Regions from separate parts of the Homo sapiens genome. Here region 1 is linked to region 2. A link is a contact called in ENCODE Hi-C or POLR2A ChIA-PET data. All regions are on one chromosome and are shown on one strand. The core of a region is the stretch at or near the end of the contact, and the rest is flanking DNA. Distances in the headings are between cores, read along the strand shown.

The links. Hi-C counts contacts between places; a loop is a spot of excess contacts on that map. ChIA-PET counts read pairs that join two places held with the same protein, here RNA polymerase II (POLR2A). Pooled maps may share reads with other maps.
Region 1: POLR2A ChIA-PET joins it to region 2 with 25 read pairs in PC-9. The contact joins two enhancer-like sites. A Hi-C loop is called at or near these places in 1 of 168 maps with a recorded cell type or tissue (CD8-positive, alpha-beta T cell), 1 of 37 single-sample maps with no recorded cell type and 1 of 50 pooled maps. POLR2A ChIA-PET finds 5 or more read pairs at or near these places in 8 of 52 experiments (A549, H1, PC-9 and 4 more).

What each region holds. Positions count from the first base shown.
Region 1 is chr20:34,022,864-34,030,365 of GRCh38, reverse strand. The region is part of intron 1 of RALY (RALY heterogeneous nuclear ribonucleoprotein); the gene reads right to left. Among named protein-coding and RNA genes, the nearest start is that of MIR4755, 23 kb to the left of the region's middle. RefSeq lists a silencer at 5,009-5,303. Within about 2 kb of position 5,469, at least 5 of the 41 ENCODE cell types and tissues checked have a DNase peak (open chromatin) inside an H3K27ac peak, as active enhancers do.
Region 2 is chr20:34,080,513-34,087,851 of GRCh38, reverse strand. RALY (RALY heterogeneous nuclear ribonucleoprotein) reads right to left here. Exons shown (of 10, transcript NM_016732.3): 10 at 2,968-7,339. Among named protein-coding and RNA genes, the nearest start is that of EIF2S2, 28 kb to the left of the region's middle. Within about 2 kb of position 4,556, at least 20 of the 41 ENCODE cell types and tissues checked have a DNase peak (open chromatin) inside an H3K27ac peak, as active enhancers do.

The DNA of each region.
Region 1 (7,502 bases), core at 4,220-6,719, 58 kb after region 2:
TTTTATTTGTATTAACTCATTTAATCTTTACAACAATCTTGTAAGGTTGGTATGTTATTTTACTAATGGAGAAATTGAGGCACAGAGAAATTAAGTACATTTGCCCATTGCACAGCTAACAAGATGGTGGAGCTGGGATTTGAACCCAGAAGTCCAACTCCAGGGCTTGCCCTCTTAATCTCACATTATATATAACAATTCTCAAAAACAGAAGGCAGGAAACATGTTCTCTTGTTCTAGTTTACATGGCTCAGAGTTCCCCACCCATCTACACCCAAGCCTGACATCCTCTCCATATACTTGCAGTCCAGGCTTTTTACTGAATACAAGTTGAATGGCTCCTGAGTCCTTCAGCCAGGTGGTTCCAGAGGCTTCTCTAATCTCTAGCTACTGTAATCTCAAAGCTATAATAACAACGGCCATTTAATAGGCATTTACCGCACAGTTGGAAACAGACTAGGTACTGGCCTAAGCACTGTTTTATTTCAGAGGGAATGAAAGTTGCTCCAAGTCATGAGTGAAGGGATTGAGGGTGCGGGGGGCCTCCAGGTCTGGAACAAAGCAGCAAGCACAAGGAACCAAAGGATCTCTGCAGCTCTGGATCAAAAGACAAAGGCAGAGGCACCAGGGAGTCAAGAATGGACACCTCCAATCAACAAGTCAACCAACTCAATTCATCTTCTATTTCCCAGCCTCCATGATTCAGAGAATGGCATAACCATTCTCCGGGGTACTTAGACTCCAAATATTCATGCTCTCAACCCCTCTTTCTCTCTCTTCCCCATTCCCACAACTGCCAAATCCTTGTGGGTTTTTTTTTTCTCCCCCTCTAAGAGTTCTACATCCAAATCATCTCCCTCCCTCCCTCCCTCCCTCCCTCCCTCCCTTTCCTCCCTCCCTCCCTCCTTTCTTCCTTTCTTTATGTTTTGCAACAGAGTCTCACTCTGTCACCCAGGCTGGAATATCCTGGCGCGATCTTGGCTCACTGCAACCCCCGGCCCCCCGGGTTCAAGCGATTCTCCTGCCTCAGTCTCCTGAGTAGCTGCGATTACAGGTGCCGGCCACCATGCCCAGCTAATTTTGTATTTTTAGTAAAGACGGGGTTTCTTCATGTTAGTCAGGCTGGTCTCAAGCTCCCAACCTCAGGTGATCCACCTGCCTTGGCCTCTCAAAGAATTCTTTATTCCCTACTATGTCAACTTCCTCTTGGTTCAGGATCACATTATCTCTTGCTTGCACTGCTGGCATATTTCTTGAAACTTACTGACATTACAAAGGCAGACTTACAGGAGTCTCTTCCCTGGTCTCTGTTTCACTAGTCTCCCCTACCCCTCCTATTCCAATCCATTAGACCCACACAGCCAGACTAATGGTCCTAATGACACTTCCCTGCTCAAAAAAAGTCATGGCTCCCAGTCACCTCAGCCTTGCTCTTAGGTATGCCAGTATCTGGTCATCATCCGCCTTACTTCTACCGTGGGCTTTCCAGCTCTCATATTTTTGGTCCACACTGTTGTCTCACTGGAATTGCCCTTCTTCATTTACACACATTCAAACCCTTCTTAATTTTCAAGGCCTAGTGAATCTATGACGTAATCCTGAACCCTTTTCTTGCCACTCTCTCTGCCATGTTTTTTTTTTTTTTTTTTTTTTTTTTTTTGAGATGGAGTCTCTCGCTCTGTCACCCATGCTGGAGTGCAGTGACACGATCTAGGCTCACTGCAAGCTCCGCCTCCCGGGTTCACACCATTCTCCTGCCTCAGCCTCCTGAGTAGCTGGGACTACAGGTGCCTGCCACCACGCCTGGCTAATTTTTTGTATTTTTAGTACAGACGGGGTTTCACCGTGTTAGCCAGGATGGTCTCGATCTCCTGACCTCATGATCCGCCCGCCTCGGCCTCCCAAATCTGCCAAGTTCTTGAAACATCTCCGGCTTGTGGGTATATTCATTTCTGCACTCACCATCAGCTAAGGCCTCAGGAATACAGTACCCCTGTTCCCCTTCTTCCTTGTAGAAATTCCTACTACTTCTGAAGAATGGAGACCTAGTCAGTTATAAGATTTCTTTTTTTTTTTTTTTAAGATAGGGTCTTGCTCTGTTGCCCAGGCTGGAGTGCAGTAGTGCAATCTCAGCTCACTGCAACCTCCGCCTCCTGGTTTCAAGCGATTCTCCTGTCTCAGCCACTCAAGTAGCTAGGATTACAGGCACGTGCCACCACGTCTGGCTAATTTTTGTGTTTTTAGTGGAGACGGAGTTTCACCATGTTGGCCAGGCTAGTCTCCTGACCTCAAGTTATCTGCTTGCCTTGGCCTCCCAAAGTGCTGGGATCACAGGTGTGAGCCACCACGCCCAGCCAGTTATAAGATTTCTGTTTCTATTCCTCCTACTTAGTCTGGATCTACCTCCCAATAAGAGACCTGAGTTCTAATCTGCATCTCAGATTCCCCATCTGCAAAATGGGAATTCCTATACTGCCAACACAAGGATTTTATAATCACATGTTTTTATCAATGTGGTAACAGGTGAGGAAAAGGGCAGAGTTAGGATGGGAGAGTCCCAGCCAGGTCTTTTATGGTTCTTCTTGTAAGCTGAATAACAGAGTACATACATGAACCTTCTATCTAATTAGTCAAAAAATATTTCCTGATACTAGCTGTACTGGTTGGCTTTGCTGTGTAAACAGCTCTGAATAAGGGGTTATGGAGGATGCACAGATGATTGAGAACAGTCCTTATCCTTAGGCACTTGGCATTCAGGATGGGACTATGATGTCCCACAAAAAATTACTAATAATAGGCAGGATCTAACAGTTCAAAGAATGTTATGTATTGTGGAAGTGAAGAAACAAATCAGTCTGACCTGGGTTTGTCTCAGAAGCTTCACAGAAGAAGCAAAGATTTAAGCCAGGCCTTGATGCAAGGTGACAGAAAGACATGGGCTGCTACTATGCCTCAGGCACACGGCTGGGTGTTAAACTGTTAATCCTTATGATACCCTGTGAAGTAGGTGATGACATGTCCATTTTACAACCAAGGTAACTGAAGACAGGTGAGGCTAAGTGTGCCATTCAAGGTCAAACAGCTAGTAAGCAACAAAGCTAGCATTTGAACCCAGGTCTGCTTTACTTTACTCCAGAGCCTGTGTACTCTCATGATCTGCCTTACTTATTACACAGCAACATGAAAGAAGACCAGAAAAACTAAAGTTCTTTCTAACCTCAAAATTCAATCATTGAACGGGGGATGTGGAGGGAGTGGGGGTTGTGTGCTCACTGCTGCTATGTCTTCTCCGTAAGATTGTGACCTTATGGCAGGATTAGGGTCTTATGAACTGTCATATGGGTCTTGGGTCATGTAGGATTAGGGTCTTACGAACTACCTGCCAGGCTCTGTGTCAGCCTAAGTATCTGTGAGTAAATAAAGGAATAAACAAAACCTGCCCGGCAACTCTTATTCTGAGGACTAGAAGTCCAAAATCTCAAGCTCCATATTCAGAGTCTCAGCCCCAGTATGAATATCAACCGAATATCTACTAATCTGTTGGCTTAAGGTGTCCTTTTCCCATTCTTGTTTTCACAAGTCAAGGGAGATGTAAGGAGTGCAAAGGCAGGGAGCAGAGAAAAGAGGATGGGAAAGGGGTGAAGGGAGAACAGGTAAGGAAGGAGACACCTGAGCAGGTTTAAAATGTCTCAGGTTTAGAGGCCAAGGCGGGCGGATCACGAGATCAGGAGATAGAGACCATCCTGGCTAACACGGTGAAACCCCGTCTCTACTAAAAATACAAAAAAAAAAAAATTAGCTGGGCATGGCTGGCGGGCGCCTGTAGTCCCAGCTACTCAGGAGGCTGAGGCAGGAGAATGGCGTGAACCCGGGAGGCGGAGCTTGCAGTGAGCCGAGAACACGCCACTGCACTCCAGCATGGGCGACAGAGCGAGACTCCGCCTCAATAAATAAATAAATAAATAAATAAATAAATAAATAAATAAATAAAATGTCTGAGGTCTAGACTTTGGAAAAGATCTTTTTCCTTCCGATACCAGAACCAAGGACTTTTATTTAAAAGAGAAGCAGCAGGAATTCCTCTTTGTAAATGTTAAATGAAGGGAGTTTGCTTGTCCAAACTCCAAACTAAATGTGTCAATAGGAGGTAAAGTGAAACACTTATCGACAAGTTGCTCAGGGCTCCAACCCTCAGCCCTCACTATTGCCCTGCCCCAGCCCAACCTCTGCCAGGTTTAAGCTGAAGCCTGCAGAGGTCAGAAGACAAGCAGGTTCTTCCTCTTGTCACAGCTTCCTCCTCTACCAGCATTACTCCAGGCTAACAAGCCTTGGGAGTATATCGTTCCTTGTGGCTAAGGGGTTACTGACATCCTCTGGACCTTTCTCCAGTAGCTCCCCATCATGAAAGCTTTGTTGAAAAACCTTCCTTATCCCCACCCCCCACAAAAAAAAAAAAAAAAAAAAAACAACCAGGAATCTACTGCTGGAAGCTAGGGAAAGGAGCCAGGAAGTGAATGAAGAGTGAAAATTATGGGAAGCCTGGGTGTGGACATCAAAGGGTGGGGAATCAAGCAAACGGTCTGGGACAAGAGAAAGGGAGCATTCCCTGGGGACCGAAGACGATTTTAACAGAGGAAATAATCTCCTACATTTGTAAAACAATTTTTTTTTTTTTTTTTAAAATAGCATGTCCCTACAGAACTCTTGTTGTTTAGAATAAGCAAGCTCCAGGGCCTGCAGGAAGACTGACCGAAAGGTGTTGGGCCAGGTGAGGTGGCTCACGCCTGTTATCCCAGCACTTTGGGAAGCTGAGGTGGGCGGATCACCTGAGGTCAGGAGTTCGACACCAGCCTAGCTAACACGGCTAAACTCCGTCTCTACTAAAAATACAAAAATTAGCTGGGTGTGGTGTGGTGGTGCATGCCTGTAGTCCCAGCTACTCCAGAGGCTGAGGCAGAAAAACTTGAACCCGGGCAGCGGAGGATGCAGTGAGCTGTGTTTGCACTACTGCACTCCAGCCTGGGCAACAGACTGAGATTGTCTTAAAAAAAAAAAAGAGAGAGAGAGAGAGACGTGTTGCTGAAGGGTTATCTTCCTCAGGAGAGAGGAAGAGAAAGGGAAGCTGCGTTCTCTAGGCCTCTGGGGTGGCAACCAAGGCACCAGTGAGCAGCCACGGGAGATAATCTCAGCCTAATGGCTCCAGGCTCCCTCAGGCAGGGCTCCCCTGAAGGCAGCCTCCAACGCATTTCTGCTAGAGTCAGCACTTCAGGGCTCACAACCGACCACACACAGGGAGTAAAAGACTGGCACAGGGCAAAGGCACAGGGCAAATAGCCCTTGTCCCACAAGCCAACTTGCCAATCTATTTGACAGTTGGGTTCCAGCTCCCCCTAACCCCTCAGCCTCAAAACTGCCTCAACCCTTCTGTAAGGCTTGCTTATCCCAGCCTTTACTAAACCCCATGGTCTTGCAGTTCTCCCAGACTCCTCCCCTCACAAGGATACCTGACCTTGACTCTTGTGACTGGCTCTACTGTATGGTTGCCTATGCCCAGGCATAATAAAACTACTGGCTGTGTTGCTGTGGGGGTAAAAAAAATGACCTCACAACATAATAAAAAATGCAGCCAGGACACAAAATGGGTCAGTAAAACCCTCCCATACTCCCAAACAAAGACAGGTGTCAGGATGCCCAGTGTATCAAAAAGTAGGCCCTAGAGGACAGCTGGTTTCTTAATGACAGGTGACATTAGGGGTCTTGAGCCCAACCCATGTTCACGTATGAGAACATAATGCATGCCATAAATAGATGAAACTCAATCTAGGCAGTCTCCAAGCTGCCTGGAGGAACGTCCACAGAATACAACAGATGTGCAAGACAATCATTCTTGCCTCTGCATTTTCTGGGCAGCTAACAGCATTTCTCCTTTCTCAGCTGAAGCTATCTCTAGTTTTCCCCTCCTCCTTCCCTAGAAGATCCAACCCTGCAGGAATTATCAAGGGAGGCACGAGTAATTACTGTTTTCTTTTCTCCATGCTAATGAGACAGTTGGATGGTTCCCCTTCCCCCTCTTGAGCTGGAAGTGAGAATCTAAAGCTTTATAATCAGTAACCAACACACCAAAGCTCCGACCAGACACTGCTCTGTGCAACTGAGACTGTGTAGAAAATGGCTTTCATGCCCCTGATGAGACCAGAGTTGGAAGGGCTCAACCATTTTATAAAAAGGGAGGTAAGACCAGAGCAGGGAGGGGAATCTGTCCAAAGTCACAGAGGGAAGTCAGTGGCAGGGCCAGAACCAGTCTCCTTATTCCCAATCAGGCCACCTCTCACCTCACTCAGACCATGTTGGCCAGGCTGGTCTCGAACTCCTGATAATCTCAGGTGATCCGCCCGCCTTGGACTCCCAAAGTGCTGGGATTACAGGCGTGAGCCACCACACCCAGCCTGTCATTGGTTTTTGAATACCTATTCAAAAACTGATATGTAAGCTTGAAATTTGCAGTTCCAGCCTCCACACTGAGGTCCCCTCCAAAGTTATTCTATACTGTATTAAGTCTGAGTGAGGTGAGAGGTGGCCTGATTGGGAATAAGGAGACTGGTTCTGGCCCTATTATACCATAGACTGACTGTGGGGCTCTTGTGATACTCCAGCATATGATCAGTGCTGACCATAAGGCTTCACTTTCTAGAGTGCACAAAATTAGGTGCTTTATTCTATAAATGGGGTTAGCTCCACATGAGAGCCCCTGCCTTAGTCACCCGCTTAAGACTTCAGACCCCCACCCCCTCGAACTAAAGCCCAACTCAAAATCCAAGGACAGGCCTCCCCACCAATGGCCATTGTCCAGAGACTGCTTGCCAGCCTGGATGTCCACTTGGGTTTGCTGCTCTCTCCACCCCTCTGTAAGGAAGGCAGCATATAGTAGAAACAATTAGCAGATAGACCTAGGTTTAAGCCATGGCTCTCCCACCAAAACTGGGTATCCTTGGTGCTTTGACCACCGTTCACTTGCCTGTCTCTTCTACCACTCTTCCCTACTTGGGAGCAAGAAATATTCAGTTGTTTTCCTGTATCCACAATGAGTCAGTCACTGTCTACCAAATGATACTCTCTAAAACTTAAGTCCTCACATTTGTAAAATGGTGATTAAATCACCTACCTCAGAATAGTGAAGATAAATGAGGGGAAAAAATTACGTAAACTGCCTAGACTAGTGCCTGGCCCTTCTTCCTCTACTGTATCTTGGATTCCCAGGGCCAAAAGTTTGTCTGTACTGAACTACACAGCCCATCCTGGAGACATCATGCCTTGCTGACGGGGTCTGTTCCACTCTAGCAGTCAGACTGACTGCCAGTTCCTGGAACTCTACCAATAAAAACAGATACGACTACTCTCCTCACAGGTGAAGGTAGTGAATTTCAAGCAAATGATCTTTGAGCATATACTAATATTCTAGATTGAAAAGAGAGGGGAACTTTGGGGGAAAAAATGCTATGCTA
Region 2 (7,339 bases), core at 3,307-5,806:
GGGTTCCATGGTAAAGAAAAGTCAGAGTAGGCTGGGCGTGGTGGGGAGGCCGAGGTGGGCGGATCACAAGGTCAGCAGTTCACGACCAGCCTGGCCAACATGGTGAAACCCTGTCTCTACTAAAAAAAAAAAAAAAAAAATTAGTTGGGCATGGTGGCTGGCGCCTATAATCTCAGCTACTTGGGAGGCTGAGGCGGGAGAATTGCTTGAACCCAGGAGGCGGAGGTTGCAGTGAGGCGAGACCCTGCCACTGCACTCCAGCCTGGGCAACAGAACAAGTCTGTCTCAAAGAAAAAAAAAGTCAAGAGTAAGTAAGTGGGTTTCATAACTGCCTGACAAGTCTTTAATATGGTGATGTGCATTTTCTTTTGTTTTTTGAGATGGAGTCTCACTTTGTCACCCAGGCTGGAGTGCAGTGGCAAGATCTCGGGTCACTGCAACCTCCGCCTCCTGGGTTCAAGTGATTCTCCTGCCTCAGCCTCCCGAATAGCCAAGATTACAGGCACCCGCCACCTTACCAGCTAATTTTTTGTGTTTTTTAATGGAGACGGGGTTTCACCATGTTGGCCGGGCTGGTCTCAAACTCCTGACCTCAAGCAATCTGCCCGCCTTGGCTTCTCAAAGTGCTGGGATTACAGGCGTGAGCCACCGTGCCTGGCCAGTGCTGTGCATTTTCATCAGCATATAGAAGACATGCAGTTGCAGCTCTACTTTTTAGAAAACCTTGATTCCATGCCCCTCACTCCCACCTACAGGAAAGTTTGAAAAGCTTTTCCCGAGGTGTCTACCTGGCTCACTCCCACACTTCCTTGGGTCCCTGCCCACTATAAAGATGGTTTCTCCAGCACACCATAATGTTAAGTGTTGAGGGCAGACACTTTTGTTCACTCATGTATCCCCAATACTGACAGCAGGCAATGCCTAGAAAGTTGTAGGTGATACGTATTTGAATGTGTTTCTTTAAAGGGAGTATAAAATATGCAGAATTTTGCACACCTCTCCCCCCACCTGACAAACATAGGATAGGTTCTGCAGAAAAAGTGCTGGGCCAGACAGTCTGGAAGAAGTGCTGCTGTGGTATGTGAGGTCCCAGCTCCGCACCTGGGCTCCCCTTCCGGATCTTTGCCCTGACAATACTGAGGCTTCGCAATTGAACAGAACGTTAAATTTTGCAATGTGTTCTTAGAAGCTGGGCTTTGTAGCAGGTGAGGTGGTCTTTTTTAATTGGGAAGATGAGATTATAATTTAAAATGTTAAATTCCCATAATCCTACCACCATATAACTTTTTAGTATCCAGACCATTTTTCCAAGTTATTACAGGCTTCATAATTTTAAAAGACTACTTAAGAGTCCATCCACATTATGCCATAGTTTGTTAAGTCAGTACCCTAATGGCAAGTGCTTGCTCATTCTTGATAATGCTGAGCATGGTCTTTGAACAGTCCACATTGGCAGTCCCCAAATGCCACTGATTATTATCCTGTATTCTCAGCTGTAAAGTGGGAAAATGTCCACTTTAAAGAGGTAATGGTAAGATAGTATGTTTAACCCAGGCCTGCCTGGCACATAGAACTATTTTCCTTTTATTGGGCTGGAATTTCAGGATCAGAATTTCCTGAGCTCAGGAATTCAAGACCAGCCTGGGCAACATGGTGAAACCCCATCTGTACCAAAAATACAAAAAAATTAGGCAGGTATGGTGGCACATGCCTGTTGTCTCAGCTACTCAGGAGGCTGGGGTGGGAGGACTGCTTGAGCCTGGGAGACAGAGGTTGCAGTGAGCCGAGAGATTGTGCCACTGCATTCCAACCTGGGTGAGACCCTGATCTCAAAATACATTTTATGTGTGTGTGTGTGTGTGTGTGTGTATGTAATAATATAATAGATGGTAAGATCTGTGATGGAAGTAGCACGTGAGAGGGCAGTTCTAATTCAGGCCAAGAAAGTGTCTTTGAGCAGGCAACTTCTGAGCTGTTATAAAGGATAACAAGGGTTAGCCAGTGGGGGAAGACAGCATTTGAGGTAGAGATAACAGCATGTGTAAAGGCACAAGCCAGACAGCACAGGTCTTTCCACAATTTATTCCACGTGGCTTGAGACATGGAGGAGGCAGATTACGGGAGGGGAGGTGTTGAGAAGGGGTCAGTCATATCTTGGACATCTTAGGATGTCATGCTAAGGGGTGTGGATCTTACCCAATGGGATGGTGATAAAACGGATAGCCGAGTAGGAAGAGCAGCAGGGAGCCTAGTTAGAGGTTACTGCAAAAGTCCAATTAAGACACAGAAAGGACCTAAGATAACCAGGGAAAAATTAACACAGAGGGAAAAATTAATGGAGCAGTGGAGGAGGTTGACACGGGCAAGTGGGGGCTGGACAGGTCCTTGTGGACATCGAAGTACAGTTATTAGATGGGCATCTGTACCTACTCCCCTGGTGTTCTTGGGAGGAAAATGAGTTAGAGGTGAAGATTATGGAGCCATGAGTGGAGTCTGAAGCCACGGATGAAGTCATCCAGGGAGCAAGTACATAGAAAAGAGGGTAGACAGATGCAGGCATATGGGTAAGAGTCAGCAAGAGACGGAGTCTTGCTCTGTCGCCCAGGCTGGAGTGCAGTGGCGCGATCTTGGCTCACTGCAAGCTCCACCTCCCAGCTTCACACCATTCTCCTGCCTCAGCCTCCCAAGTAGCTGGGACTACAAGCGCCCGCCACCACACCCGGCTAATTTTTTTGTATTTTTAGTAGAGACGGGGTTTCGCCGTGTTAGCCAGGATGGTCTCGGTCTCCTGACCTCGTGATCTGCCCGCCTTGGCCTCCCAAAGTGTTGGGATTACAGGCGTGAGCCACCGCGCCCAGCAACAAAACCTATACTCTTAACCTAGCCCCCTGAGAAGCACAGCAAGCTACTGAACCTCTGTGGGCCTGTGTCCTGGTTATCTACTGATACAACAAATCACTCCAAAAGTTAGCATCTTCAAACAACGTTTTATTATCTCTCATGGTGCTGGGCTTTGAATGGCATCAGTGAGGCAGTTCTTACTTTGTTCTCAGACGGTGGCTGGGCTGGAGTCATCTTGAAGCCTTCCTCTCTCATGTCTGACATTTGATACTGCTGTCAGCTGAACATGTACACGTGGCCTCTCTGTGTGGCCTGGGCTGCTTCACAGCATGGTGGTTGGGTCCCAAGAGCTAGAGTCCCAAGAGATAATAAGTGGAAGCTGCTAGTGCTTCAGTCTGGGACTGGGAGACTGGCAGAGCACCACCACCATCATATGCTATTGATCGGTCACAGAGTTTAGATAAAGGCGAGGATAGGATAGAGATGCCACCTTTACTTGGGGCCATGCTTTTAAACCTCATCTACAAAATCTATAGAATAGACATAACCACACAGTGGATGCCTGTTTTTGTTAGCCAAGCCTTGCTCTCCTTTTGGGGATTCTCCCCTCTGTCCCTCTATTCTCACAGGCCCTATGGCCATGCTCTACCACTTCTTGGAACCTGCCCGAAAACCAGATTTTTTCCCCTTGAGTTGGGGTCTCGCTTTGTCACCCAGGCTGGAGTGCAGCGGCAGGATCATGGCTCACCGCAGCATTAACCTCCTAGGTGCAAATGATCTCCCACTGTAGTCCCCCAAGTAGCGGGGACTACAGGCACGTGTCACCATGCCTGGCTAACCGGATTCTCGATGGCAGCTTTTGAACCCAAGTCCCCATGTCTGAAGATCCCTGGACTTTACAATTTGTGAGCCAATAAACTTCCTCCCACTAAGCAGGACTGAATTCAGTTTCTGTAACTTGTAACCAGAAGTCCTTACTACACCTACTGAGGGTGGTTGTGGAGATTAAGTAAATGTAAAATGTGCTTTTTAACAGCAGGTGTTCAGGAAATGGTTTACTGTTATGGAGGAAGTTTATTATGAAGAATCTGGCTACTGGTGGAGGGATTTTGATTTGCCTAAAACCTCAATCAATCAATGATCTGGTTGGGATGAAAACCAAGGATGCCTGGCTCAGAATCTTTTGCTCTGCTTTGCCTTCTCTATTTCTGTGGTCTTGTCAGACAGGCCTACTGCATATAACATCCTATGGGGCAGGTTATGACCTTACGGGTCAACCTGGCCAGGGATGGCAAATACCTGACGCTCACGTGCCCACACTTGAATTCCATGCTCATAAGAGAAACTGCCAAACTATCATGTCAGTATTTCCAAACAGTCTGAAAATTGCTGCAGATCCTCAAAAGGCACTCCAGGCAGCTGCTACTAAAAGTTCTGAGTTGGCAAGTGAAATGAGTCCTGAGGTAGATTTTTTAAATATGGCCATATTTTGAAGCTCCTCCTGTTAAGAAGAATTTGGGCTTAGCCATGTGACTTACTTTGGCCAAAAGATACGTCATAGCAATATCCTCAAGAGCACTCGCATACTGGGCTTGTCTTCTCTTGCGGTTTTTGGAACTCAGCCATGATGTCTAGAATCCTGGGTCAGCCTGCTAGATGCTGGAACGTGTGGCCCAGTTGCCCAGCCAACCACCTGACAGGCGGGCGAGGCCATCTGAGACCAGCCAGTCCCCAGCTGATCTGCCAGCTCACTTCAGCCACACGAGGGCCCAGATGAGATAAGAACCACCACACTGAACACAGCCCAAACTGCCAAGCCACTCACTCAGGAGCTAATAAATGTTTATTAAGGCTACTAAATTTGGGGGTGGTTTGTTATACAACAGTCAGTAACTGAACAAAGGCCCATTTACTATCCCTGATCCAGATCAACCTCTCATTTTACAGCTGAGGAAACTGAGACCTGGTAAGGAAAAAGACTTGCCCAGGGTCATCAACCTGGCTGGCAGCAACAGGGGGAAAGTCCCAGGCCTCTTAGCTCACAATCCAGTATACCCACTGGCTGCTCTATTCTTTCAAGATGGCTGTGAGGATCACAAATGAGGCTTTCAATCTGAAAACATCTAAAGACTGATCCTTTAGGCAGAATCCGGTACCACATTTATCACCATCTCCTTCTGGAGTTTTCAGATGTTAGAAAAATGACAACTGTTGCGCAGCGGAATGGATGTTTTTGCTGCCCCGACTCAGAGGAAGGGCATGTGTATGCACTGTTAGAAGCCAACCTCCCACCCAAGGGCCTGGCTGTGTGCTTTCCCAGGGGCTGGAGCATCCAGGGGCTTTTCTGGAGTTCCAGGATGGGACTCTCGTTCTCCCTGTCCAGCATATGACCCGGTGCCAGCATGACCAGGCAAAGCCTTATGGGCCAAGGTGAGTAGAGCTGATGCCTGCTACCCTTGAAGGTATCTTCCCTGCTTTTCTCACGGTTCTCCAAGCCTGGCATACTAAGGAAGCCTATGGTCACAAGCCCATGATCAACCTGACCCTCAAGCTCTGAAACGTTGAGTTCCTCAGTAAAGCATGCTTGGGTAGGACCTGCAGCAGGCATATAGCACTAGGCTCTGGGGGCAGTGCCTAGTGCTATTGTGCCCTCAGTGTGAGGTTCATTCAGCTCTAAATCCCATTCTTTGGACTTTGCCCAAGTTCCAATCCAGGCTAGCAGCTGTCCCCCATGTTTCACAGATGGGGACACCAAGAGCTAAGGGCAGTAATGACTTGCCAGGGTATTGAAATGGGTCTGTTATAGCTGGCTCTCGCCTTCTGGGCAAGGAAAGATGTGGGTACATGGATGGGTGAAGTATGTTCCACTGAGAGCTCTTCAGGGAGATGAGGCACTCCTTGCAGACCTAGCCCCTTCCTCTGTACACCCTCTTCAGCTCTCCAAATAGAAGCCTTTTGATTTGACTAAGCTGGGCCAAGGCCCAGCCCAATTCCAAGGGGCCTGTTTCTCACCCCATGCCTGCATCTCATGGCCTCAGGGCCTCAGCCTCCACCATGGGCTCTTGACAAATCTCTACTCTCTCCCTGCTGCCCAGGGTCCATGGCAAGCAAATATATGGGGACCGTGATCCCCCTGGGGCAGCTAATACTCAGGCAATGGCCAAGCATGGATTGGGGCTTTTGGCTCAGGTATGAAGCCAGAACTCTGGCCACCTTGGGGCTGGCCTAGTCAGGCCCCAGCAGAGCTTGGGAATATCAAAGCACAGAGCTACACTGGGGCCTCAGAGTGCTCGCCTGCCCAGGATGACAGGCAGGAGGGCTGCTCAGTGAGAGAGACTTCCCGGTGGAGTTTGAGCACTGCCCAAAGCCTCCACCCTCTACCAAAACATGGAGCCAAAGCCCAGGAGGAAGCTTCCCTGGAGGCTGTAGACCGGGTTGGTTTGAAATGGGGAGTTTTCAATAAGGATTCCAGCAGATCTGCAAACTTTGATCAACACGTAAAGATGGAGGGAAAACCTAAAGCCCTTTTTGATGATGGGATTGAATTTTTCTGTGTTGGGGGAAGGCTTCCAGAGGAGAGAACAGGCAATTAAAGAGCAGTCGGAGGGTCTGGGAGACTTCTCAGAGGTGGCGACACCACAGCAGCAGCTTCGTCCTGAGCGGCTATTTCCCAGGTAGAGAAAGTAGGAGCAGGAGGAGTACGTGCCAGGCCTGGAACAAAGCCTATTTCTGGGTGCTGCCCTCCCACAGCTCCATACCAACGAGACCAGCCTAAGTGGCCACATATGAATCCCGCAGTTCACTGGACCAGGGTAGGTACTTGTAACCTATGAGTGATTAGGAAAAAAAATTACAGTGGCAGTCGATTCTCTCTTGGGAACTTGAACATGGGGAAAATGGATCCATTCATTGTGGGGAATGAAGGGGGAAGTAGGTGACATTAGCAGTACACAATGAGCATGTATAAGCAGCACACGTTTGAAGGAACCCGGCTGATTGTTAGAGAACAAATGTCTAGACGGGTGGCCCAAGACAGGGGCAGACAGGCTGCGTGTCTCCGGATGCAAACTTCCTACTGATTGCTGTCACTGGAGTACGCTCTATTCCTTGCTACCAAACCTGCCCGGAGTGTGAAGAACTTGTGTGTTTTGTGAGACTGAGATGTAGGGTTTGTGTCAGGGGCAGGAAAGGGGTGGTGACAAGAAACAGGAGAGGCTGGAGTAAGCAGGATCTTACACCCTACATTCAGGAGGTAGGGTTTTGTCCTGATGATGAAGAGTCAGTAAAGGGATTTTAGGCAGGGAAGGGATACGTTTCAGAAAGACTGCGTGGCTGCTGGGAGATGGTACAGGGCAGAGGCAGAAGACTGGGAGGCTGGTGGGAGGACAACGTCCAAATGAAAAAATTATAGTGTCCTAAGCCAGAAGAGAGAAGGTAGAGACTGGCAGACTCTAGAATCCTTTTAAGAGCTGGGAAAGACCAGACTTAGAAGCTGGGG